3 separate regions of the Mus musculus genome follow, and regions 2 and 3 are each linked to region 1. A link is a loop called in an ENCODE intact Hi-C map of the cell type or tissue named here. Cell type or tissue: heart. All regions are shown on one strand.

What was found. A loop is a pair of places that touch in the nucleus more often than their neighbours do. Peaks named below come from ENCODE experiments on the same cell type or tissue, not always from the same donor. Only the 100,000 strongest peaks of a DNase experiment are listed, where the experiment ranks them.
Region 2: it touches region 1 in a loop (4-fold over the local background); 3 of 42 quality-filtered maps call a loop at or near these places.
Region 3: it touches region 1 in a loop (2.5-fold over the local background); 2 of 42 quality-filtered maps call a loop at or near these places.

Annotation. Positions count from the first base shown.
Region 1 is chr13:51,971,037-51,979,036 of GRCm38, forward strand. No RefSeq gene overlaps it. Among named protein-coding and RNA genes, the nearest start is that of Gm40948, 110 kb to the right of the region's middle. In heart, CTCF peaks have their summits at 4,905, 6,353 (motif pointing right) and 6,911 (motif pointing right); DNase peaks (open chromatin) are centred at 4,465 and 5,065; H3K27ac peaks cover 4,032 bases.
Region 2 is chr13:51,898,167-51,906,166 of GRCm38, forward strand. No RefSeq gene overlaps it. Among named protein-coding and RNA genes, the nearest start is that of Gadd45g, 55 kb to the left of the region's middle. In heart, no CTCF peak of the experiment used is centred here; DNase peaks (open chromatin) are centred at 4,855 and 5,425; H3K4me3 peaks cover 1,174 bases; H3K27ac peaks cover 2,616 bases; H3K27me3 peaks cover 545 bases.
Region 3 is chr13:52,037,270-52,045,269 of GRCm38, forward strand. No RefSeq gene overlaps it. Among named protein-coding and RNA genes, the nearest start is that of Gm40948, 42 kb to the right of the region's middle. In heart, a CTCF peak has its summit at 4,221; a DNase peak (open chromatin) is centred at 4,312; H3K27ac peaks cover 1,438 bases.

The DNA of each region.
Region 1 (8,000 bases):
ATTGATAGTTTCTCTTCGTAGCCCTGACTGTCATGGAACGTGATATATAGCCCAGGTTGTCCTTGGACATGGAGATCCACCTACCGTTGCCTTATGAGTGCTGGGATTAAAGGCCTGTGCCACCATTGCCCAGCTATCTTCCCGATTTCTTAAAACCAACAAACAACCCCAAACCTTTACAAAGTGAATGCTGGGGCAGTGGAGACAGCTCAGATGGTGTTCTGGCTGGTTCTGTGTGTCAACTTGACACAGGCTGGAGTTATCACAAGAGAAAGGAGCCTCCCTTGAGGAAATGCCTCCATGAGATCCAGCTGTAAGGCCTTTCTCAATTAGTGATCAAGCGTGGGAGGGCACTGTGGGTGGTGCCATCTCTGGGCTGGTAGTCCTGGGTTTTATAAGAAAGCAAGCTGAGCAAGCCAGGGGAAGCAAGCCAGTAAGGAACATCCCTCCATGGCCTCTGCATCAGCTCCTGCTTCCTGACCTGCTTGAGTTCCTGTCCTGACTTCCTTTGGTGATGAACAGCAATGTGGAAGTGTAAGCTGAATAAACCCTTTCCTCCCCAACTTGCTTCCTGGTCAAGATGTTTGTGCAGGAATAGAAACCTTAAGACTGATGGTAAAGTGCTTGAGGACCTGTGTGCAGTCCCCAAACCCCTTTTTATCAAAAAGCCAGGTGTGCTGGTGTGCAGCTGTTATTCCAGTGTTGGGGAGACAGAGACAGGTGGGAGGCTCCCTGGATTTCTCAGGTCAGCCAGGCTGGACTATTTGGTCAGTTCTGAGCCAGTGAGAGACCTTGACTCCAAGAAAAAGTGATGAGGACATGAGAGGGTCCCTTCAGGGCTCCCCACGCTTGTGCACTTGCACAAGCACACACCCTCCCTCTTTCTGACACAAATACAAACATCTAGAAATAGGAAGGCTGCCCAGAACTGGAGCTGATGTCTGCCTGCCTGTTCCCACCAGCAGCAGCCGAGAGGCAGATACAAACGGAGCATATCAATGGATGGATATGCTCTCATCACGGATAGATAAAGAAATGCCGTGTACATGTGTGTGTCAACTATGTTTCCTATCCTCCAAGACTTTGCGGTGTGAGGCCTCGCTGATCCTGCAGAGACACATAGCCCTAGCTAGGAAAAGGCCTCTTGTCAACCAACCAATCCCTCCACTCCCCAGTATCTCCTGTCTCAAGCTTGTCCACACTGAGCCACTATAGCGATGCTCTCCTTGTGTGGGTCCAGGTAGCAGACAACAGGGACATCTCTGCCCAAGAGCCTGTTCACCCTGTCTGACAGGTTCCTTCCCAAGGAGGCCACAATCAAGAATCTCCATGCTGTTTGCCTCACTCCTACCTCCTGACCTTTCCCTGGGGCCTCCAGTGGGGTTCTTCATGGCATGGCCTCCTGCCACCGAGGACCTGTGAGGAGTCACTTTTCCCTTACAAGCATCCTGTCCTCCACCCCAGGGTCCACTGTATGGGAGTGAGTGAATCCTGGATGCTTTAGAAACATACACTTAGAATCATCCACAAAAGGAAAGGGAGCTTTGGCACACAGCCTACAGGAAAGGCCCTTGAGAACGCAGGTGGGGCCCGGATGGACAGAGAGAACAGGGCAGACTCCGTGCAAGAACAAGGGCTGTTACCAAGCAAGGATAGGAAGAACTAGCTACTGACATACAAGTGACCTGGAGGAGCAGCCAGTCTCAAAGACTACATGGCTCCAAGTGCAGCTAGCTGTCCTCACACCACTGAATGCATCAGGAATGGAGAATGTGCAGAGAATTAGTCACTTGCCAGAAACTGGAGCTTTTACCTCATTCCCTCCACATGCTGAGAACACTTCTGTCAGCCCCCCCCCCACCCCCCCCCCCCCCGCCCTGTCCAGCCAAGCTGCGGCAAACAAAGCCTGCTTACAACGGAGTGCCAAATATCTCACATAACTTGGTGAATGTGGGATGCTGTGGGGGAACCTTACCTGTTCTTGGGGCAGCTATGGTATCTTTGGAAGATACCATTGACACCACAGCCTGGCATATCAACCCCCCAAATCACACAGCACGTGGCTAGTGAGAGAAAAGATCCAAATTCCAAATACCAAGTGCAGTTTCCACCGAATTCCATCGTGGTCATAAAGTAGGAAAATCTTAGCCCTGAGCCGCGGTAGGTCAGCAGCAGCCATTCTCAGAAGAGTGACTCGGCGGATGGAATAGTTGCATTGAGGGTGTGGATGTGAAGGTGTAGCTCTGGGGAGTTGTTGTGGGGCGGGGGGACTGGGCATAAAATCTTTCTAAGAACTAACTGTAGTGGGACTTCATCCTATTTTACAATAGACTTTACAACTCAAAGAGCTGGAGTTATTGCCTTTACCATATGTAAATGGAGAAAAATACAGAAAATCAAGTAAAATAACTGCACCGATTTGACCGGATCGTCTTAAAAAAGGACCTTTCTCCCAAGAAAAGACCAGAAGAGAATTAATTCCATCTGGCTCCGTTCCACGAAGTTTTAAAAGTAGGTAAATTCATAGACAGAAAGGAGAGTGATTTACAGGGCGTGTGGGGGAGGGGAGCCGGTGTTTAATAAGGCCTTGGCTTCAGTTTGGGAAACAGTTCTAGGGGTGGATGACGTCAGCGGCTTCGGATATGCTTACAGCCATTGGTCTATGTATTTAGAAATGGCTAGGAGGTGGGGGCGGGGTGCAGACATAGCTCAGTTGGTAAGCTGCTTGCTTCAGGAGCATAAAAATCTGAGTTCAGATGCTAGCATGCACATAAAACAGAGGGCACAGTGGTAAACATCTACACTCAGAGCACTGGGGAGACAGGGACAGGGGGATGCCTGGTGAGCTCATTTGCTGAATTGGCGAACTCTGTGTTGGTTCAGTGGGAGATAGTATCTCCAAAAATATTGAGGAGTAATGGTCTGCACCCACCCGTGCCACATATGCACACCCACATGAACATGCACATACACAAACCATAACATAGTATATAAAATAGTATATACACATACACAAACCATAACATAGTATATATCATGTATACCTTACCTCGGTATAAAGAATCAGCGAGGCTGCTGGCCAAGGTGGCCCTCAGCTCAGTGTGTGGGAGATGCTAAGGGCAGGGTGCAGTACTCTCTTGTGTGGCCCACACCTAGCAGGTGCCTGGACTAAGTTGTTTTGAATGGGACACAGTGTTCTTGGTCAGGTGTGAGCACGGGTCGCCCAGGTCTTCATGGTTCCATGTGGTCATGAGCTTCGGGAACCTGGCCTAGCAGTGCCACCGGAGGGCCTCCTTCTGACCAAACACACAAATGCAGCTTTGGCAAGCAGCCCTGAGTAGGTGCTGGTCCAGGAGGGAGTTTCCCAGGTGCGGGGTGGGGGTGGGGGGGTGGGGGGCTGGGGGGGGGCAGGTGCTCCTCCTGAGGATTGGTGGGTTATTCTGTTCTTTCTGCAACTACAGGTGTGCCCGTTTGGAGGTGAGTCAGTCTGTGTGTTGGTCTACACTGCAGCTGCTTGAGTTTCCTCTGGGTCCCCCTTTGCATCCGTCTGGTAGCATTGCTACCTAACCTGCCTAGCCCAGGGCACCACTCATGCAGCCAGTTCCCAGGCAGACAGGGCTCTCAGTGGAGAAGGCTCAGGTAGTGTGCAGCCAGCCCGAGCTTTGATGCAGAACAGGAGAGGCCGCACTTTGGTTTTCATACTTAGGCTCCTGACTGGATCTCAATGAAGCCACAGCCCAATCCCCCAAACAGGGTTCCCAGTGCACTATGAAGCTAGCTGCCAGCCCAGCCCAGCCAAGAACCCTGGAGGCTGCAGACACATGTTGGCTCTCTTTCAGGACTTGTGGTGGTCTTCTTCCCTCCCCAGTCTCGCAGGTTTTATTTGAAAGACCTGAGCCCCAGCTTTCAACTCCTTCCTCAGCTCTCTGATAAAAAGCAAACAGAATCAGCTCTTACAGCTTTGCCTGGAGCTGAGGCTCACACCGCCCACAAAGGCAGGCAGGCCATCAAAGCACTGGAGCTCAGGTGTGTGGCCTGAGACCAAGGTGCAGGTGGGAAGGAGACTGTGTGTGTCCCAGCAATGGCTCTGGCATCCTCCAGGGTCATTTTCTTCAGCTGCGGCCCCTATGCCAGGCCTGTGGCCACTGCCCTGGCTGTGCCTGACCTTCTTGCAGACCCGTCTTGAGTGCCAGCAAACCCTGCAGACAGCCTGATACCTGCAGACAACATCTTAATTGCCCTGTAAGACAGTTTGGCTGCTGAGCCCCTTTTGTGGGCAGGCACAGTTTGAACTTCAAAGAGTTTTGTAAAGTTTACCACAGCCCTAGGAGCGACAGGATAATTTTGGTGTCGTTGGAGAGGAGGCTTGGCGGGGCTCCTAACTCTGCTCTGGTCTACAAGCCCCAGGGGCACCCTGGTCTGTGGGACTCACCCAATGAAGCCCTCTTCCCAACCAGGGAAGGCCGCCAACTCCGCTTCAATGGCGCCTGACTCCAGTTCTACCACAAGGCTGGGCCAGGGCGTGGGTTGGAGACCCAGCTGAGTTCCCTGCTCCCCAGAGACCTTGGAGGAAGCAAGCCACACACCGGTATGTCTGGAGAGGCGTGTGCTGATTCTCGGGCTCACCCCAGGAAGAAAAACCTGTGCCTCTTCACCTTCCAAAGCAGTGAGATGTCAGAAGATAACTCACTCATAAACCAGGAGATGGTAATCCTGGAGTCAGACTCTGCTGGACTTTGGGTAAGGGTAGCATGGCACAGGCATTCTCAGATCCAGTTTCTCTACCTCAGCAGTGAGGCTGGCATTTGGTGGTTTACTACCTCTCTTTGGGAGGAGGCATGCCTGTGACATGCCTGTCCCCGACTCTCATGGGACCAGGGAGCATTGAGCGTCCTCTGCCTGGTGGGCTCCCAGCTCCTGCAAACAGAGGCTTCTGACTGGAGTTTGAGGAATGCAGGGAGGCCTGGGCGGAGCTACTGCAGACTAGGGGAGCCCTGGGGAGCAGCTGCCACAAACTGGAGCAGGGCTGGACCTTCCTCAACTATGGCAGGAATGTCAGCATGTACTCTTTGGGGTAGGAAGGCTGAAGCAGCCATTTTTAGCAGCTGTGTGGCCCAGCCCTTCCTTTGCCAATACGAAGGGCTGGGTGGCTCCAGGCCACAGCTCTGGAATGTGACAGGTCACACTGTACTTTATGGTGGTGGCAGGGGACAAAGTATGAAGAAGCCAGGAGGCAGAGGGAGAGCATGCATGCACCCAGGGGACCCGCCCTGCCCTGGTAAGACTCTTATCAGCACACTCCAGCTGTGCAGAAGCTTGCCCCCCCCCCCCTTCCTGTGGACACAGACCCTCATGCCTGCCCTGCAGGCCTTTGGCCTTCGAGAACTCTCAGAACCAATTGAAAGGCACCCAGTGCTGTGGGGCTGGTGTGCAAGGCGAGGCCTTAAAGTATCCTGAGGACTACTTGCTGTCCCCATCCATGGTCACTCTGCTGGCCAGCTGCCAGCCTCCTTAAGGATCCTTTAGATTAAAACAGGTTTTAGAGGCAAGCAGGCTGAGATGTAATCTGACTTCACCTCCAACATGAATAGGATTTTTATTGTTTCGCTGATGGTTATTGGAGAAGGGGGTCTGGGGACAGTGACTCTGGGGAGGGTCGGTCTTGGGAATGGGCAGGCCTTCAGCAGTGAGATGCCAAGGAAGAAAGGAAGACTGGGGAGCTCCAGCTGGCAGGGTTAAATATTGGAGCCACGGGCTGCCTTAGGCCTTAGCAGAAAGCTGACACAGAGAAGGTGACAGCAGGACTTGTTCCTGCTGCTAGAGGGGACAGAGGGCGGACTGACAATTTGCTCAGAGCCTGCAGCAGCTTCCCTCTCCTCCCTGCCTTTCCTACCTGGGTCAAAGTGGCTTTTCTAGGTCACTTTCACAACAGTCTTCCTTGTAGCTGGCCCCAGAAGGAGAAGGGAGGCTTCACGCTGGAGCAGCTGCTGCCAGGGCCCTGCACAACCCTGGTGGTAGAACAAATCTGTATCAAGATTAGCATACAAAGGAAGCTCTTTCCCACCTGGCATCAGACAACAAATGGAGCACACTTAGTTTGCAGAAAAAGAATGGAAGTCCTTTCTCACCCATACTTCACCCACAAACGAAGCATGGGCAAGAAGCTGTGTAATGTCCTAGAAAGGTCTGGTGCCCTGTGGCCCAAGCTTTACCTTTGGCTCACTGGCTCACTTGTACCCTAGTCTCAGGGGTGCTTTCCCTTTCGTAGCAAGTTATCTTTCTACTTCTTATTTTATGTTTAAAATGGTGTGTGTCTGTGGTTATGAACATGAGTATAGGTACCACGGAGGCCAGAGGAGGGCGCCAGATTTCTTGTAGCTGGAATCACAAGTAGTAGTGAGCCACCTGACAGGGGCGCTGGAAACCAGACTCTGGTTCTCTGTAAGGACCGCAAGTGCTCTGAACTGCTGAGCTGTCTCCTAGTCACTCTTAAGCACCACGTCATCTCTGTGTCCTTGGTCCAATTTATTGTCTGCAGTCACAGACACAGGAAGCTAATATATCAATAGGTGCACTGGAATCCCCCTTCCCTCAGTGGGTGCTCTGGGACTCTGATTCTCATCTATAGTACCCACACATCACTGTGGGTCTTGTCCATCTGGTGTGTGTGTGTGTGTGTGTGTGTGTGTGTGTGAGAGAGAGAGAGAGAGAGAGAGAGAGAGAGAGAACATGCACATGTATAGACAGGCAAACAGATAACCAGAGGAGGGGGGTAGGGGATTATGGGAAGTAGAGACTTGGAGAGTCAATGTCCAGTGTAGTGATGATGGATACCATATCTTACTGAAGGCCTGATACTGAACTGTGGTTATGAACTGATACTGTGGTTATGAACATGAGTGTAGGTACCACGGAGGCCAGAGGAGGGCGCCAGATTTCTTGTAGCTGGAATCACAAGTAGTAGTGAGCCACCTGACGGGGGCGCTGGAAACCAGACTCTGGTTCTCTGTAAGGACCGCAAGAAGGTCTGAGAACCAGGACACCGAAGTCTAAAGACAGAATTGGGAGCTCAGGTCAAATACAGCACCTCTCCCTCAGCCCTTGTCCTCCATGAAGGTGGTCAGCACCTGCAGTCTTGAGGTGTTCTACTGATTCCAGTACTCATTTCTCCAGCACTCATCTTTCCAGCAATGTCTTTCCACATGTACCCAGAAGCGATGCATTCTCGGACATCAGGGCACCTATCAGCTCAGATAAGCTGACGTAACATCAACCTTTCCCCTCACCTGTTCCTCTGAGGTCCCAGTGGTCTGAAGCACCAGGGCTTACCAATCTCTGAAATGGATTTGATATTTTCCCAGAGTGGGCCATGGATGTTCTGAGTGGGGTATGCGTCGGAGACACAGGCTCACAGGAGGCCTTCACAGACTGCATGTTGGTTTGGCTAAAAATCTGAACGTGAAACTTCCCACCACAGGTTCATGTGTCTGAACAATTGGTCCTCAGATGGTGGTGTTGCTGGGTGGGGGGTGGGAGTGAGGGGTTGTGGAATCTTTAAGAAGAAGGGCCTTGCTGGAGGGAGCTGGTTACTAAAGGTGAGTCTTGAGGCCTAGAATAGCCTGGTCTACTTCCTGTCTGGTTTCTCTTTTATCAGTGGTTCTCAACCTTCCTACTGCTGTGACGCTCTAACACAGTTCCTCATGGTGCGGTGACCATAAAATTACTTTCATTGCTACTTTATAACTGTAATTTTGCTACTGTTATGAATCGTAATATAAATATCTGCTATGCAGGATATCTGATATGTGACCCGCAGAGGGTTTGCAACCCACCGGTTGAGAACTGCTTATCTCTGTAGGCGAGAACAAGTAGCTTCCTCAGGCCCCTGTGCCATGATGCTGCCTGTCACCGAGACTTCCCCACTACAAGGGACTGCATCCCTTTAAACCATGAGCCAAACAGCATCATTTTTCTGCTAAGTTGACGTTTACAGACATTTG
Region 2 (8,000 bases), 73 kb before region 1:
GGGTCATGAACACCTCACCCACACCTTCCTGTGGCTTCGAATGCACTTTTAGAGATTGAATTCTAGTGTTTGTTTTTATGTATGTCCTTGGGGATTTCTGTAATGGCTTTTACCTTTCTGCTAAACTTGCTGCTGACGTCCAGGTGACCAGATGCTGGGGATGCATTTGTATGCACCTTTGGTTGCTCTCTCTGGCTACCCATTCTCCAGCTCCTTCCTGGGGCTGACTCTGACTGTCAAGTACCCTCCCAGGCCTGATTCTTGCCTGGCTCCTTTTCACCTCCAGCTCTGGTAGACAGCTCACCTCCTTGTTCCTAATTCCCTTCTCTCCCACCTGGCTGTAGGATTCCTCTCCAGATGCCCACAGCTCCCTTGGTATTCCTGGCTCCAGCCTGCTCTTCTGATTGCTCATCTACTGCCTGACTCCTTTGCATTTACCCACATACTTTCCCCCTTCCTGATCTACATGCTCTGAGCCCTTGCCACAACCTCCACCTTGGGACACACCCTGATCTCTACCTTGGGACACACCCTGTCTCTACCATCTGAAGCACAGTTCTTGCTGAGGAGTGACAAACTAACTTTCCACCACATCCCAAAGGGACCCTTGCTCCAGAGCAGCCATGTTTTGTGGGAAGCCGCAAACGCCATTACAAGATGGGGCTGGCTACCACTGGCCACCGCCCATGATTATGGGTAAACAACCAATGTGCACATGTGCATAAGAGTTTTTTTGCCAAGTCACTGCCTGGCCCGACGCATATTAATGAGGTACTGGTAGCATAACCAATCAGGTATGGACACGTCACTCCTAGGCCTATATAAGCAGCACTATTTCTGGGCTCAGGGTCTTTCGCCTATGCAGTCAATGCTCTCCCAATAAACGTGTGCAGAAGGATCCTATTGTGGCGTCGTTCTTGCTGGCGAGTCGGGCGCTCACAATGTTTCCCTTTCCAATTCCTCATTACCGCATACTGTTTGCAAATTTCATTGTCTGGATAACGTCCCCCAATTTCCTTAGCAGCCAACTTGACTTATGTCTCTCTATAGCCCCACTGCACAGACCTGCCCAGGAGGCTGTATCTTAATATGCCCCTGCAGGTTGGTGTAGGAGACCTTGAGCTACTGGAGGAGCTGGGCCCCAAGGAGTCTTCTGTTACCCTGAAGCCCGACTTGTAGCGAGGCCTCAATGAGACTCCAGTCGTGAAGTAATTTCAGGAAGGCAGAAGCCCAGATCCAGGCCAGGTGGGGACTTGAAAGGATGAGTAGCCAGCCAGTGGCCTCAGGCCTGGCTGAAAGGAGAGGTCAAGCTGCCCATGGCCCGTCTCAGGCAGTTAAAGGGCTACATTTACTGAGCTCCACGCTGGAAGCTCTGCCTGCTCCCTTCACAGCTGCCTCGATAAAGAACACATTTTATTCTTCAAATTCCAGAGCCTCATTGGATTCTGGGGAAAAAAAAATCTGACTTCAGCCATCACTTAGAGGGTGGGACAAGTGTTGAGGGTGACTCAGGACAGAGTCTCTTGAAAGGTCTGGCCTGGAGCTCTAACATGGGCACACACACACACACACACACACACACACACACACACACACACAGTGGATCCCCGAGGCTCCTGGCCTGAGATCAGAGCAGCTTCTCTGTCTCCTGCAGAAGGATGCTCCGAATTTTTTGCCCTGAATGTGTAGCCTCACCCAGGGCTGGCAGCTCCAAGAACAGCACACTGTCCTGATTAGGCTCAGTGTTGGCTGCAAGCAGGGTCACCCTGGCCCTTTGTCCTTTCCCAGATGGTCCAAGAGAAAGCTGTCCCTTTCCTGGTGCAATCAGGGGTTCAGATCTCACCAGTCCAGATGCCTAGCAATCGAGGCCACACCACCTGTCTGGTGCTTCCCCTTCCTCTCCCTCTGCTGTGATTGTCCCAAGCGGCTCTGCACAGCACATAGAGTACAGAAGGGGCTGTTTTTGTTTGTTTTGTTTTATTTTTGTTTTTGTTTGTATTGCTCCCCTCTTGCTCATGAAGACGTCAGAGCCATATGAGGCCACTCAAGGTCTTGGGAGGTTCAGCTGAGATGCTTGCCAAGGCTTTCCACAGACTCACCAGATAAGTGTAGTCACTTTCTGTGGACAGGAACCTCTGCATGGCCCGGCTCAATCTGTCTTCCTAATGATGGGTGGGGTCCCCAGGAAGTTCCTGCAGGTTCCTTGACTGAGTACTAGTTCCTTTTGGTATAAAGCCCTTATCTCTACCATCTTCCCCTTTCCTTCTCTCTATTTGAGGAGAGTGCATATCGTGTCCATGTATATATGTGTGTGTGTGGTAATAGTCTTAGCTTGGGTGTGTGAACACATGCTTGTATATAGGGGACAGATCAATGCTGGGTATCTTTTTTGTGCTCTCTCTCTCTCTCTCTCTCTCTCTCTCTCTCTCTCTCTCTCTGCACCTGAAGCTCATCATGTAGGCTAGGCTTTCTGGCCTGTGAGCCCCAGAGATCCACCTGTGTCTACCTCCTCTCGAGCCCCGAGGTCACAGGCATCCACCACCACAGCCAGCTTTTTACTAGAGGATTCTAGTGATCTGATCTTAGGTCCCCATGCTTGCATGGCAGGTGCTTCGCTGCCCAAATCATCTTTGTGATCCTCTGCCCCTCTGTCAAGCCCTCTGGACCTTGAGCATGGTGAGCAGGCACATAAGGCTGCAGCCCCTCTCTTTTCTCCACCCCTGCCCAGATCCTTCACACTCTCTTCAGCCAGGCGGAGAGAAGTAAAAGCTGTCCTCCAGGTGGAGGCAAGGAAAGCCTCCAGGTGGAGGTGAGACATCTCAAGGTTGAGAGTTACAGGTTACCATTGCGGGAAAAAACTGTGTATTACTGTTACCACCCTTTGTCTATTCAGATGTGTTCCAAGACCCTCCTGAAAGCTCAAAACTATAGACAATACAGACCCATGGTACAGTTTAATACATTAGGCACACGTGGTGAGCAATTAGTAATAACAACACAGATCAGAATGTTGTAATAATATGCTGTAATAACATGTATATGAATGTGCTCTTTCAAAAAATATTTTGTTAGAGCTGGGTGGTGGTGGCACATGCCTTTAATTCTAACATTCAGGAGGCAGAGACAGGTGGATCTCTGAGTTCAGGCCAGCCTGGTCTACAAAACAAGTTCCAGGTCAGCCAGAATTATACAAAAACAACCCTGTCTCAAAAAACTTTATTATTATTATTATTATTATTATTATTATTATTATTTTCTCATTATAGGTGTCTGTGAGCCACCATGTGGTTGCTGGGATTTGAACTCATGACCTCTGGAAGAGCAGTCAGTGCTCTTTCTTAACCACTGAGCCATCTCTCCAGCCCTCAAAAAACTTTAAAAAAAATTATTGGATTGTACTCCTGTTTGTTTTTCTTCCCTGGACATCATTTCGATCATGGAAGGAGGCTGGGGAGATGTCACAGCCAGTGCAGTGCTTGTCCAGAAGCATGGGGACCCGAGTTCAATACTCATCATCTACATAGAACACTGGGCATGGTGGTACATGCTTGTAGTCCTGGAGCTGGGGAGGCCGACACAGGCTGGTTGCTGGGGCTTGGTGGCCAGCAGGTTTGGCCTATTTGGTGAACTCCATGATAATAGTATAAGGTCCTGTCTCAAAGCCAAATGAACAAAATAAAAACCATGTAGGTATTGCTTGAAGAATGCTGACACCTGAGGCTGACCTCTAGTCTTCGAATGCACTGACCCACATACATGTGCACACACATAAATACACACAACACACACACACACCACAGTGGATATGGAAACTGCAGCAGGCTTCACTGCTCCAAGGCATGTGTGAGTTCTCTGTGCTAGGCCCATGCATTTGACAGGGTTAGGGATGATTCTTATTAGCAGCTTAATGAAATCCCATATCACAGTGGGGGCACCAGTCAGGATGTCTTAAGTGGTCACACAACCTCCTCCAACCTAGAAAGAACTCCAGGGTTCACCAGAGCCTGTCCCTTGCCTTGTCACCTGGCGGGAGGAAGAGAAGAAGGGCCATGAACCAGAAACCCACCCCAACAGAGCAAGTCATCTTCCTTTAGGTTGCCTTTAGCATTTAGTGATGCTGTCTGTGACTAAAGCACACAGCTTGAACTTTGTCCAAAACAAAAAAAAAACAAAAAAACAAAAAAACAAAAAAACCAAAAACTCTCAGAAGTGGAGATTGTCCCTTGACTGTGTCTGTCCCAACACCCAGGGACAAAGACAAGGAGCCCTGAAGGCATCGGAGCCCTGCCTGATGGCTCCATCTTGGCCATCAGGACTGCACAGAAAAGATCTTATGTGCTTTGTATCATCTGCCAGCAGCTGCTGCGGTGCGGACACCATATGCTCCCGCATGCATGCCAGAGAGCTTTGTGCTCAGGGTTTGTTCCACAGATAGAGCACAGGGACTTGGGACACACCCAGGCGATGGGGGAGAAGGAGCACACAAAGATGAACCCCTAGAGGGATGTTTCCACAGAGACCTTTCTTCTGCAGATTTCTGTCCCCCTGGCCATGACTGTGCGGACGGACGGACCCAGGGCAGCTCCTGGGCAGATCTGTTTTCTGCAGAGCTGCTACAGTCTCCACCCAACTCTTTGAGGCAGAACACAGTGTAATCACGCAGAGCCTGCTCAACCTCTTGTCGCCAGGATTCTTCTTTCTCGTTCTGTTATGCTAAACCTGACATTTGTCACCAGTAAAGGGCTCTCGGCACCAGGCACCAAGGCACTTGCGCACATATCTGAAGGTCGGTGAATGCTGAGGTTCCTGCCTGGCTCCGGGACAAACCTTGAGTGTCACTGGGCTTCCGCCAAGGGAGAGCTGAGCCAGAGCCCGAGTGACCGAGATTCAGGAGGGCAGCCAGGAATGAGTGAGCAAACCGTCTATGGAGTGGCTTCTTCTTAGGACAAACAGAGCACAAATTCAATGGAGGAAAAGAAGGCAAACAGCCCCTCTGGCTGCCCGCCCTGCTAGAGGCAGCCACCTCTTCTGCTAATTGAAAACAAAAGGAGAGAGTTGTGAAATAGGCTCCAGGGCAATCAATGCCTCAGTGCCTCTCTCTCTCTCTCTCTCTCTCTCTCTCTCTCTCACACACACACACACACACACACACACACACGCACGCACGCACGCACGCACGCACACACACACACACACACACAGAGCTCAGGGCTCTTGACTATGCGCAAACCTGCATACACTGCCCTTTGGGCCAAGTACGTTGCAGCAGCAGCACCCCCCCCCCCAAGCCCCTGCACATTGCACAACACAGTCCTGTCATCTGTCGCTTTGCTGAGGGGCCCTTAGGGAAAACAGAGGCAGCTGACACTGGCCATCTGGAAGTCGTCCTCTTGGGGTCCTGTTGCTGCTGTTGGAGGTGCTGGTTGGGCTCCTGTGCACTGAAAACTGTGATGTCCCCATTGCCAGCCACTGCTCCCAGTCTCTCTGGCTGCCCAGACTGCACGGGGGCACAAGCATGTGGTTTTTGGTACCCCACCCCATCTTAGGGTATCTTGCTCTGCCATGTATTTTAGCTGGGTGACTGTGACCTCAGAGTCCTCCTGATGCTCTGGCCAGTAGCTGAGGCCAGATACACAGGAGCTCTGAGCTGTCCCTAGGGGACTTCAGAGAAAAGTGTCCCATAGGGGCTGTGTCTCCTCCTCCCACCCCTCCAATACTTGGTACTGCATGGGTACACACAGGCCCCTCTCCTGTGCCTTGCCCCTGAGTGCACAGGTTTTGAGAAGTCACTGAAACTGCTATGTATCCTTTGCTCCTGCCTGGTTCTTTAATTGTTACAAGCAGAGACCTGGAGAACCTGTCTCCAGACAGCAAGTGAATGGACCATTACCATCTGTGTGGCCCAACGCTCCTGAGGCCTTCACTGCTCAGCCCCAAGACTGCATGAATGTCCAAACAGGCCTGTCTCTTATCCTTGGAACCCCACAGATTTGTACCCCAGGGCACTGGGGGTCTGGGAGTGGAGAAGAGACACAAGACCTTTACAGGACTCTGTTTTGTTTTGTTTTGTTTTGTTTTTTTGTTTGTTTGTTTGTTTTTGCAACAGGGTCTTGTGTAACCTAGGCTAGGTCCAATTCACTATGTAGGGTGATTTTCAACTTCAGATCATCTTGCCTCAATTCCTAAGTGCTGGAATTACTGGCATGGACCCCCATTTGGTGTGGCCAGTTATTATGTGTTGCTGGGGATGTAGCCTACTATGATGCATGCTAGGCAGCCACTTGACCAAGAGGCCACATCTCAGCCCTCAGCCCTGCACAGGACCTAGAGAAGCCTTTTGAGATGGTCCACATCCCAAGACTAGTTGGGATGTCAAGACCAAAGACCTAGGACTAAGTCCCTCCAACATTACACCCAGAAATGGGCTTAAGAATCACTGGACCTGCTACAGACACCCCTCCTCTCTCCTCGGGTCATAAGCAGCCTCTGAAGTTCCCCATCCAGCTGTGTCCCTGGGCCTTATGGATGCTCAGGAGGTCCCAGAGGGACAGGCCACTTCTTGTCTCCTGTCCCCAAGTTGCCACTGGCCTACCAGGGCTGGAAGAAAGCAGAAGGGCAGAGAGCTTTCTGCCTGGATGTTACCAAAGGTGTGTGGTTTCCAAGTCTGCCTGCCGTGCACCTTCTGTGTGGCTGTCCCTCTGGGCTGTGTGTGTGGGCCCAAGTGATCATAGGGTGGATTTCCCACTGGTGGCACAGGGCCCTAAAAGGTTGTCAGTTTCCAAAACAAGAGCATCTCACCTGGTGTTCAAGGACCTCAGAGTTGGGGAGTCACCTTGTTTGGCAGGCATCTCTGATGCCTGTTGTGAGGCCTTGGGCAAAGCAGTTAACCTCTCCAGACCTTGCCCTTTCACTGGGATGCAATTGCATTTGTTAACAGGCTTTTCTGAGAACTATGAATGCTTTGAGTGAGCCTGGACTATGAGAACTCTGGGCACAGTCGATGATAACCACTCCTCATTCCTTACAGGCAAGAAAGGCAAATGAAGCAGCTGTTGGGAGGACAGGAGCAATGGCCCGGGGCCTCCTGCAACCCCTGACATGGGACCAAGCAACCGCGGTGAGAAAAACGTGGACTCTCCTTTCTGCACGTGCTCCTTGCATCCTAGCACCCATGGGTGCAAAAAGCCGGGCTGCAGGTATGAGGAACAGAGTGCTTGCACCAGACCAGGCCACCAGGTGTGCAGTGACTTTTGGCTGATGGGGGGTTTTGAAATGCAGGAGTCAGCCTTGAGCTGAGCAGGGTTTACTGGAAGGAGTGACTTTCAGGGTGGGGGTGGGGTAGGGGAAGGTTGTCAGCTAGGCTTGGAAATCCAGAATGTGACAGCTGGGGAGATGGGAATGTATGAGGGTAGCCAGAGGGCAATCAAGGCAGAGGGACAGCCTTGAGAGAAAGTAGAGGCTGCTGGAAAAAATGGGTGAGCAAGCAAGCAAGCAAGCAAGCAAGCAAGCAAGCAAACAACCAAAAACCCTGCACCATGCTTGATGGCCCACAGGACTCAGGCTCTGACTGGTCAGAACCAAGCTGAACTCTAACCCCTGACTTCAATGTTTCAAGGGTTAGGCTTTATTCTCTCAGCCCTAGGAAGGGTGCCCCAGCCTCCTGGGGGTATAGTTCACAACTCCTAGAGGTGGCTTTATGGGACCCCTTAGTAAAGAGTCAGGTAGGTTTGAGCCTGGCAATCTGCATTGTCACCCCTCTTTCCCCAAAATTGCCTTACTTGAGCAATGAATGAGGCAAGATGGATTAGGGTCCCCACTAGGGGTGTAGTCTATATCTGATCTGTTCAGACCCTTCAAAGATGAGGGACTGGCATTTTCTATTGGAGGCCTCTCTCTCAAGATGAATGCAGAGAAGGTCCCTCCCTCCCACTCCCATCCCCCATCTGAGCTTTTCTTCTCTGGCTTCAATAACTTAGCTCAGTTTAACCCCTATAGAGGGT
Region 3 (8,000 bases), 66 kb after region 1:
AACGTAGGGGGATTATCGATATCCACTGTACAATACCACGTGTGAGTGTGCTCTTTCTCCAGCTCTGTGCACACTCTGAGAACCACTTAACACCGCCAGGACTCCCTCCCTGCTCTCTGCTGTGACAAGGACTCTATTGTTTATCACTGAACCTTGACCGATACAGTGAGTGACACACTCGATTTCTTAACACGAAACTATCGTTGCATTTCTGGACGGAGTTCAGCTTGGTCAGAGTGTATCCTCTGCACACGCACCGAGGAAGGCCTCTGGCTAACTCATTAAGGTCTTGGGGCTGCTTTCTTATGTTGTGAGGACACAGGAGCTCTTCTTAGTACACATTTATCAGCACAATCTGCTGCCTTAAAAAAGAGACTCTGGAGACATTTCCTCTTCATTGCATAAAAGCTCATGTGCTGAAATTAATTTTTTCCCTATGAGAAATGGCCATGGTTGTCCATATATATCAAAAGCATGTTTGGGGGTCAGGGTATCTTTTGTAAATCATTGCATCTGTTTTTGCATAGTTTTCTGTTTCTTTTGAGGTCAGTGTTGCAAGCTGCACTTACCTAAATACAACTGCATCCTGGACTGGTCCACTTCAGTCCAATGGCTGATTCTGCTTAGTGATGCGGATGTGGACATAATGGTCTCCTCTGTCGTGCTCATGTTTCCTCTCACAGCAGGTGCTTGCATACTGTCGTTAATCTAATCCGATCTTGTTTTGATTTTAAGTGAATAAATTACTTCACCTTTACTGCATATCAGATCAATTTAGACATGATTTTATCTTACATTTATTGTTTGTTCAGAAGTATTTTGGGGCGTGGGAGTGGGAAGATGGCTCAGTGGATAAAATGATCATGGTACAAGCGTGAAGACCTTCATTCAGATTCCCTAGACCCATGTAAAATAAGCCAGGCATGGAAGCATACACCTATAACCTTAATACTGGGCAGGTGGTGGGGACAGGGACATTCCTGGGGCTTGAGGGCAGCCCATCTAACAAACACTCCAGATTCAGTGAGAGATACTGTTCAAAAAGTTAAAATGAAGAGTTACAGAGGAAAACACCTGAAGCCAACCTCCAAAACACATAAGCAAGCACATCTGCATACAAAGGTACACACACACACACACACACTCACACACAGATACACACACTCACACACACACAGACACACACTCACACACACAGATACACACACACTCACACACAGACACATACACACAGATACACACACACTCACACACACACACTCATACACACAGACACACACACATACACACACACACACACACACACTCCTCTTTTGCAAATACCCTTGCTTTCAGTCACTTGTTGCATACTCTTATTTTATGTTCTTTTGACCACTGTCCTGGTTGATTTTAATGGTCAAAGTTGAGATGACTTAGAGTCGCCTGGAACCATCTAGATTGGGTTTGTTTGAGAGGGAATGCCTTGCTTATTAATTGATGTTAAGATTTTTTGGCTTTTCTTTATAGATAAGCTTTTTATATATTACAGTTTATAGAATTAAAAAAGGAAATCTTAGCCTGTCATGGGTGGCAGGGAGGATTGAACTGTGTGGTAAAACAAAATCTAGCCGAGAGTAATCAGGCAGGCAGGCAGTGTAGGCAGGCAGTGCAGGCAGTGTAGGCAGGCAGTGCAGGCAGTACAGGCAGGCAGGCAGGCAGGCAGTGCAGGCAGTGCAGGCAGTGCAGGCAGGCAGGCAGGCAGGCAGTGCAGGCAGTACAGGCAAGCAGTGCAGGCAGTGCAGGCAGTGCAGGCAGGCAGGCAGTGCAGGCAGTGCAGGCAGTGCAGGCAGTGCAGGCAGTGCAGGCAGTGCAGGCAGTGCAGGCAGGCAGACAGGCCTTCATGCACTATTCTCTCTGCTCTTGACTGTGGATGAGATGCGAGCAGCTTCCTGAGTCCCTGCCTTGAGTTCCCAGAACAACAGGCTGTTAACTGCAACTGTAACCTGAAGAAGTCCTTCTCCCATGTTGATTTATGCCAGGATACTTGGTCACAGCAAGTGAGATGAAATTAGAATAGTGACTTAGAGGGAATTTAAGAAAATGTGAATCATCTTAATACATGTAAATAAATAATGGTTTTCTTAAGATTTAAACTTACTATTAGCAACAAGAACAGCAGAGCTGACTGATCCTCACCAAAACCACGAGTTGTGTGGAATGTGGGGACAGTTTGAAACATGAATATTAATCCTGTTATACTGTGAACCTTATGTGTTAAACATCTTTCTTTCTTTCTTTCTTTCTTTCTTTCTTTCTTTCTTTCTTTCTTTCTTTCTCTCTCTCTCTCTCTCTCTCTCTCTCTCTCTCTCTCTCTCTCTTTCTCTCTTTCTTTCTTTCTTTGTTTTTTTCGCAGACAGGTTTTCTCTGTATAGGCCTGGCTGTCCTGGAACTCACTCTGTAGACCAGGCTGGCTTCGAACTCAGAGATCCACCTGCCTCTGCCTCCCGAGTGCTGGGATTAAAGGCGTGCACCACCACGCCCAGATAAACATTTTTATTTAAATTGTGTGTATGTATACATGTGATGTAAGTGCATGTGTGTGCAGCTGTGTGTGCAAATGAATAGAGGCCAGAAGGCAACCCCATGTGTCTCCCTTTATTTTGGTGACAGATCTCTCACTGGGACCTAGGACTTGTCATATAGGCTGGCTGGCCAGCCAACTGCAGGAGACCCACCCATCTCTACCTTCCACGCTGGAGTTACACATGCGTTGCATGGTGCCAGTTCTGTCTTTATGTGGGTTCTGGGAATCAAACCGAGAGCTTCACACTTGTGTGGAAGCATCACAACTGGTGTGGAAAGCACAGTTCCAGGCAGCCACCAATGAAGGAAACAATGGAGCTTTGAGGTAGAGAAGCTGCCCCTAGACAAAGAAGACTAGACCAGGCAGAAGACTCCAGAACAGCTGGAGGATGACGGAGGAAGATGAGGTGGTGGTCTGTCAGGTATGCGTCTCCTGGCTCCGTTCACTCTAGATAAAAAGAAATCAGGGGTGTAGAAGCAGACTAGGACTCTCTTTGGTATCTATTTCCCTATCAATAACCCCAAGATATGATTTGCCGTGTTCCACCTGGGCTGCCCTTACTCTGAATGGCCAGCTGGCATGGCCAGTTCTCAGGCTCCCTTACCCCACGGTGTGTCCCCCACCCTCCCCCCGAGACCTCAAGCAGGGGAACTGAAGCCCCACCCACCTCTCTTCTGTCCAGCTATAGGCTGTCGGCATCTTTAATCAGCCAATAGTTTTAAATTAGGGTACAAAGTTACATAGCATCTGAGTGTTGGAATTATAGATGTGGGTTACCATGCTCAGCTATGGCTATTAATGTTTTGAGTTCAAAATCACTGTAGTCATTGTCATCATCATCATCCGGTGTGTGTGAGTAAGTATAGACACACATGTGCTATGGTGCACACATGTGGAAGGCAGAGGATAACTTTTGAGGGTCAGTTCTGGGGATAGAACTAAGGTTGTCAGGTTTGGGGTAGCAAGCGCTTTTGCCTGCTAAGCTATGTCACTAGTCCAAGACTGGTTGTTTTATTGTTATTGATTCCCAATTTTGCAATTTCGGTCTTATAAGCAGAGAATGTGGTATTGAATGTGAAATATGATGGAGGCTTTCTTTTGGGTCTGAGTGGGTAGTGTACTGCATCTAATGTTAATCATCTATCTATCTATTTATCTATGTATCATCTATCAATTTATGTATTATCTATTTATCATCTGTCTATCTAGATACCATCTATCTATGTATCATCTATCTATCTATCTATCTATCTATCTATGTATCATCTATCAATTTATGTATTATCTATTTATCATCTATCTAACTAGATACCATCTATCTATTTATGTATCATCTGTCTGTCTGTCTGTCTATCTATCTAGCATTTAATCATCCAAGTTGCAATGATCTATTGCACCTTAGTCTCTTCCCCCAGCCTCAGCACTGGGATTATACGTGTTTGCAGTCAAGTCAGCATTTTTCATGGGCGTTGAGGATTTGAACTCGGATTCTCACGCTTGTACACCAAGCACTCTTACCTACTGAGCTATCTCTCCGATCTCAACCCTAGAAGTTTAAGTTGCTTCCTTGCTTTCAGATGTCAGTCTGTTCCCGAGCCTCCTCAATGCTTTTGCTGTGCAGCCCCTCAGCCAGTCTTTCTTCCACAGCCCTTTCCCTCCAGTGGGAACCGGAGCTACAGCAGATATCTGCGAGCTCAGCAGTCAGTGCTGCAACAGGAAATGGAAGTGGCGTGTGGGAGCCCCAGCTGGAGCCATCCTGGAGGCCAGCCCACATGTGTCCCGGGTTGCAAAAACGTTCCCACAGAGTGACTTTGTTTGCCTTTAGCTGGGGGGCCCTGGGTTTCACCCATCCAAGGCAAGTTTTTACATTTATTTCTTGGCTCCAGATTCCCTGAACCACATTAGCAGTGCGAAATTGGAACTCTTGCACGCATGCGGCGCAGCTCCAAGCTTTGATTTCTCATGGGAAACCTCCTTCCTCCCATTCAGAACCCCCAGGCAGATGGCAATATTGCTTGACACATCCCTGGATAGGATGCTGTCCTCTCTCAGGGTCTTCCAAAGACAGATGGCTGCACGGAGGTCCCTAAGCCTCCCTGCTGGCTGCTGGGTTTCAGTTCTCACCATGACTCCATCCAGGCGATCATCCTTCACCCATCCCCCAGTGGCCTAGCACAGAAGACAATGGACTTCGGTGATTCATCCATGGCACCTTGCTCCTTCCTCTTTCGCTTTTGACCCTGACAAAGGTAACTAAAGTGTAACCATTCCACAGTTTTACTCTGCCCATCCCCACCCCTTGCCAAGTAGCTAGCTATCCATCTGCCTGTTCTGGGCACTTTCCTGTCTATAGCAGGCTTGCCTGCTGTCCACAATACCCGGTAGCATGGACCACATCTTTTTGCCCAACTGCTTCCTCTTCAGGCTAACTTACTTTCCTTTATGTGATATCTGAACACAGAAGCTGGGGAGAACCTCTCTTGCCTGAGAGCTGGGGGAGTTCCTGGGCCCTGTGCCAGGGCTCTGTCTCCAAGTGGCATGCATGCTTGTGTATGCTGCCCTGAAACCTGGTCACTCACCGCTCTCTGGGCACCTCTTTTCTCTCCCGCCTTCTCATTCTGCCCCAGGTCCCTGTCTGTCCGTGATCTTTCCCTCTCTTATCTGGGTCTGTTTTCTGGGGAGGAAAAAGGCAAGTACTGTTCTCATAATCATTGGTACCAGTCAGGGCCTGGGGATCTAGGATAAGCAGAGGTGTCCTGTCAGCAGGCACAGGTGGACACAGATCGCTAGGCAATGATCCCACCCCACACTTCTTCCCAAGACTTTGAACACGGAAGCCGTGTCTTCCCTTCCCACACGTGTGTGGTTTCTTCTGACATCTCATTGCTAATGAGATTAAACAGTTAGGCTCAGTTCCTACTTTAGAGCCACGTTTTGAGATGTCACATCTTCTTATTTTATGCCCCTCCAAATCTTTGGAAGTAGAGGAGTCCCTCCCCATCTTGTGCTGGGATCCTTCTACCCCTCTGCCAGGGGTTTTAGATCTTATCAGCCACTATTATATAGATCTTAGAGGTGTCGCACCCCCATCTTCTCCTTCCCCTCCCCCTACCATGAGGTCAGGCCTTCCCAGGTACCTACCCCTACTCTTTACACCTGGGCCCTCTGGAATTCCTGCTGCAGCTGAGCAGGGGCCTCCCTCTGTTGCCCTGACTGCCTCTCAAGGGTCAGATGGTTTGACTTCACCTGTGGGGCATAGTCCAGCCTTTTCCCTACTGTGGCCTGAGCCATTCGGGGACTGAAAGCCTGTGGCACCAGGGATGCTGGGTCTCCAGTTCGGGAAAGCATTTGAGCCCCCTGTCTGTCCCCTTCTATCATATCAGTCTTCTTTTAAAAAGTCATTTAATTTTAATATTTTTTTAAAAAGTAAACCCGGTGTGGTGGTGCACGCCTTTAATCCCAGCACTCGGGAGGCAGAGGCAGGTGGATTTCTGAGTTCGAGGCTAGCCTGGTCTACCGAGTGAGTTCCAGGACAGCCAGAGCTAAATAGAGAAACCCTGTTTCAAAAAACCATAAAAAAAAAAAAAAAGCAAATGATCAAACTCACCTCCCATTCTCCCTCTAATCCCCCCTCCCGTTCTAGCTCCCACAATTACAACTTCACGTGCTCTCTCTTTTAAAAATTGAATAATTTTTACTTTGTGTGTATGAGTGTTTTGTGTGCTCGTCTATATAAGAACCACATGCATGTGGTGCCTGTGGTGTTGAATCATATGGAACTGGAGCTACAGGGAGTTGTGAGTCACCATGTGGGTGCTGGGAACGGAACCGGGATCCCCTGGAAGGGCAGCGTGTGTTCTTAACTATCGAGTCACCTCTCCAGGCCTTGCTGTGACTTTTCTTTTCTTTCTTTCTTTCTTTTTTTTAAACCTATTGAGTCTACTTAGTGTCAGGACTACATAATGAGTCATAGGCTATGGGAAAATCAAGCTGGTAACAACCTGGAAGTTTTACCCCAACTGCCATCTTTCAGAGCGCTTGAAGGCGATGTGCATGCGACTGGTTGAGAAAAGAAATCACCTCCTTTATCCAGCTGTGAAGCCTGGGATCCACAGGAATAACTGACCTAGTTAGACATTCCACTATTGCTAAAGCAGCTATAGGTGGATGGCTTGGTGCTGCTTATATACAAATGCTAAATACTGACTCCCAAGATCTGGTTGACCCAGGACAAGCAGATCCTCATGTCCATCAAGTGATCAAATGATACAATGTAACCTCGCTCCTGGAGTTAATTGGTCAACAAAAGGATAAATAAAGCCTGTGATCGGGCAATAGATAGAGGTAAGTGGGGTTTTCAGTGACGTGGTTGGCTGCAGGTAGAGATGGGAGAGAAGAAGAAAGGACAGGGGGACTAGAGGAGGCCATGAGAGGAGATGGACCCTGAGCACATGGCCAGGAAAAACAGCAAGTGACAAGGGACATTATGGCTGGTAAATAAGTTAGAATAGCTCCAAACCTGCCCAATCTAGGCTATGGCTTATAAAGAAAATACCTGGGTTCTGCATGAATTTTTAAAATCATTTTACACCTAAGAGGGGCGTGAAGATTATGGGAGTAACCAATTATTTTTAATGGTTGGATTTAAGAACCACTCCACAGAAAAAAAAAGTTATGTCTGATATGATTAACAGGGCCAAGAAACCCATGGCTGTCTGGGTCATAGGCCCTTGGGGAAAATCTTTAACTATTATTCTTCTAAGTGGACATAGTGTTTATTAACCCCAAAGTATTTATCTGTCCCATAGATTAGTGAATCTCTCACCCCCCCCTCAAAGAAACTTTTTTTTTTTTTTTGCAGTAAATGATTGTTAACACAAAGACCTACAATTGGTCAGTGTGTAGCCAACAAGAGGACGGAAGAGTTCTCAGCTCTAAACAGTGCATCAGCCTTCTTGTGTCCATGTTCTATTTGGGGAGGGGGGGGTACGGTGTACCACATCATCTCTTCCATTCTAATAATAATGCACAGGGTTTCTTCTAAGTCGGGGTCACCCAATAGTCAAAGCTATGCAACTTTCAGAGGTTGCAGATGCTATCTGGACACATGTCACCTGAGGTCACCTGTGTCTGTTTGTATGGAGCTGTCTGGGGCTGGTAGCAAGCTGGTTATATGGGTGTGTGTACACTAAGGATTTGCAAGACAAGGTGAGTTATTCTCTGACCTAGTAACCATTAGTGACTACTCACTAATCCTGGAATTCTGGAAAGGGTGACTGTGCCTTGGAGCAATGACTAGGCTCTGAAGTCAAAGGTAGAGGCAAATATGTCAGTTCCACTGTTGACCTGTGGTAGGTTGGTTTTGAGATCCCATAGTCCTTTCTGCTCAGTGAGCTGCATGGACAAACTGTGATTTCCCCCAAGAGGAAGAAGATTC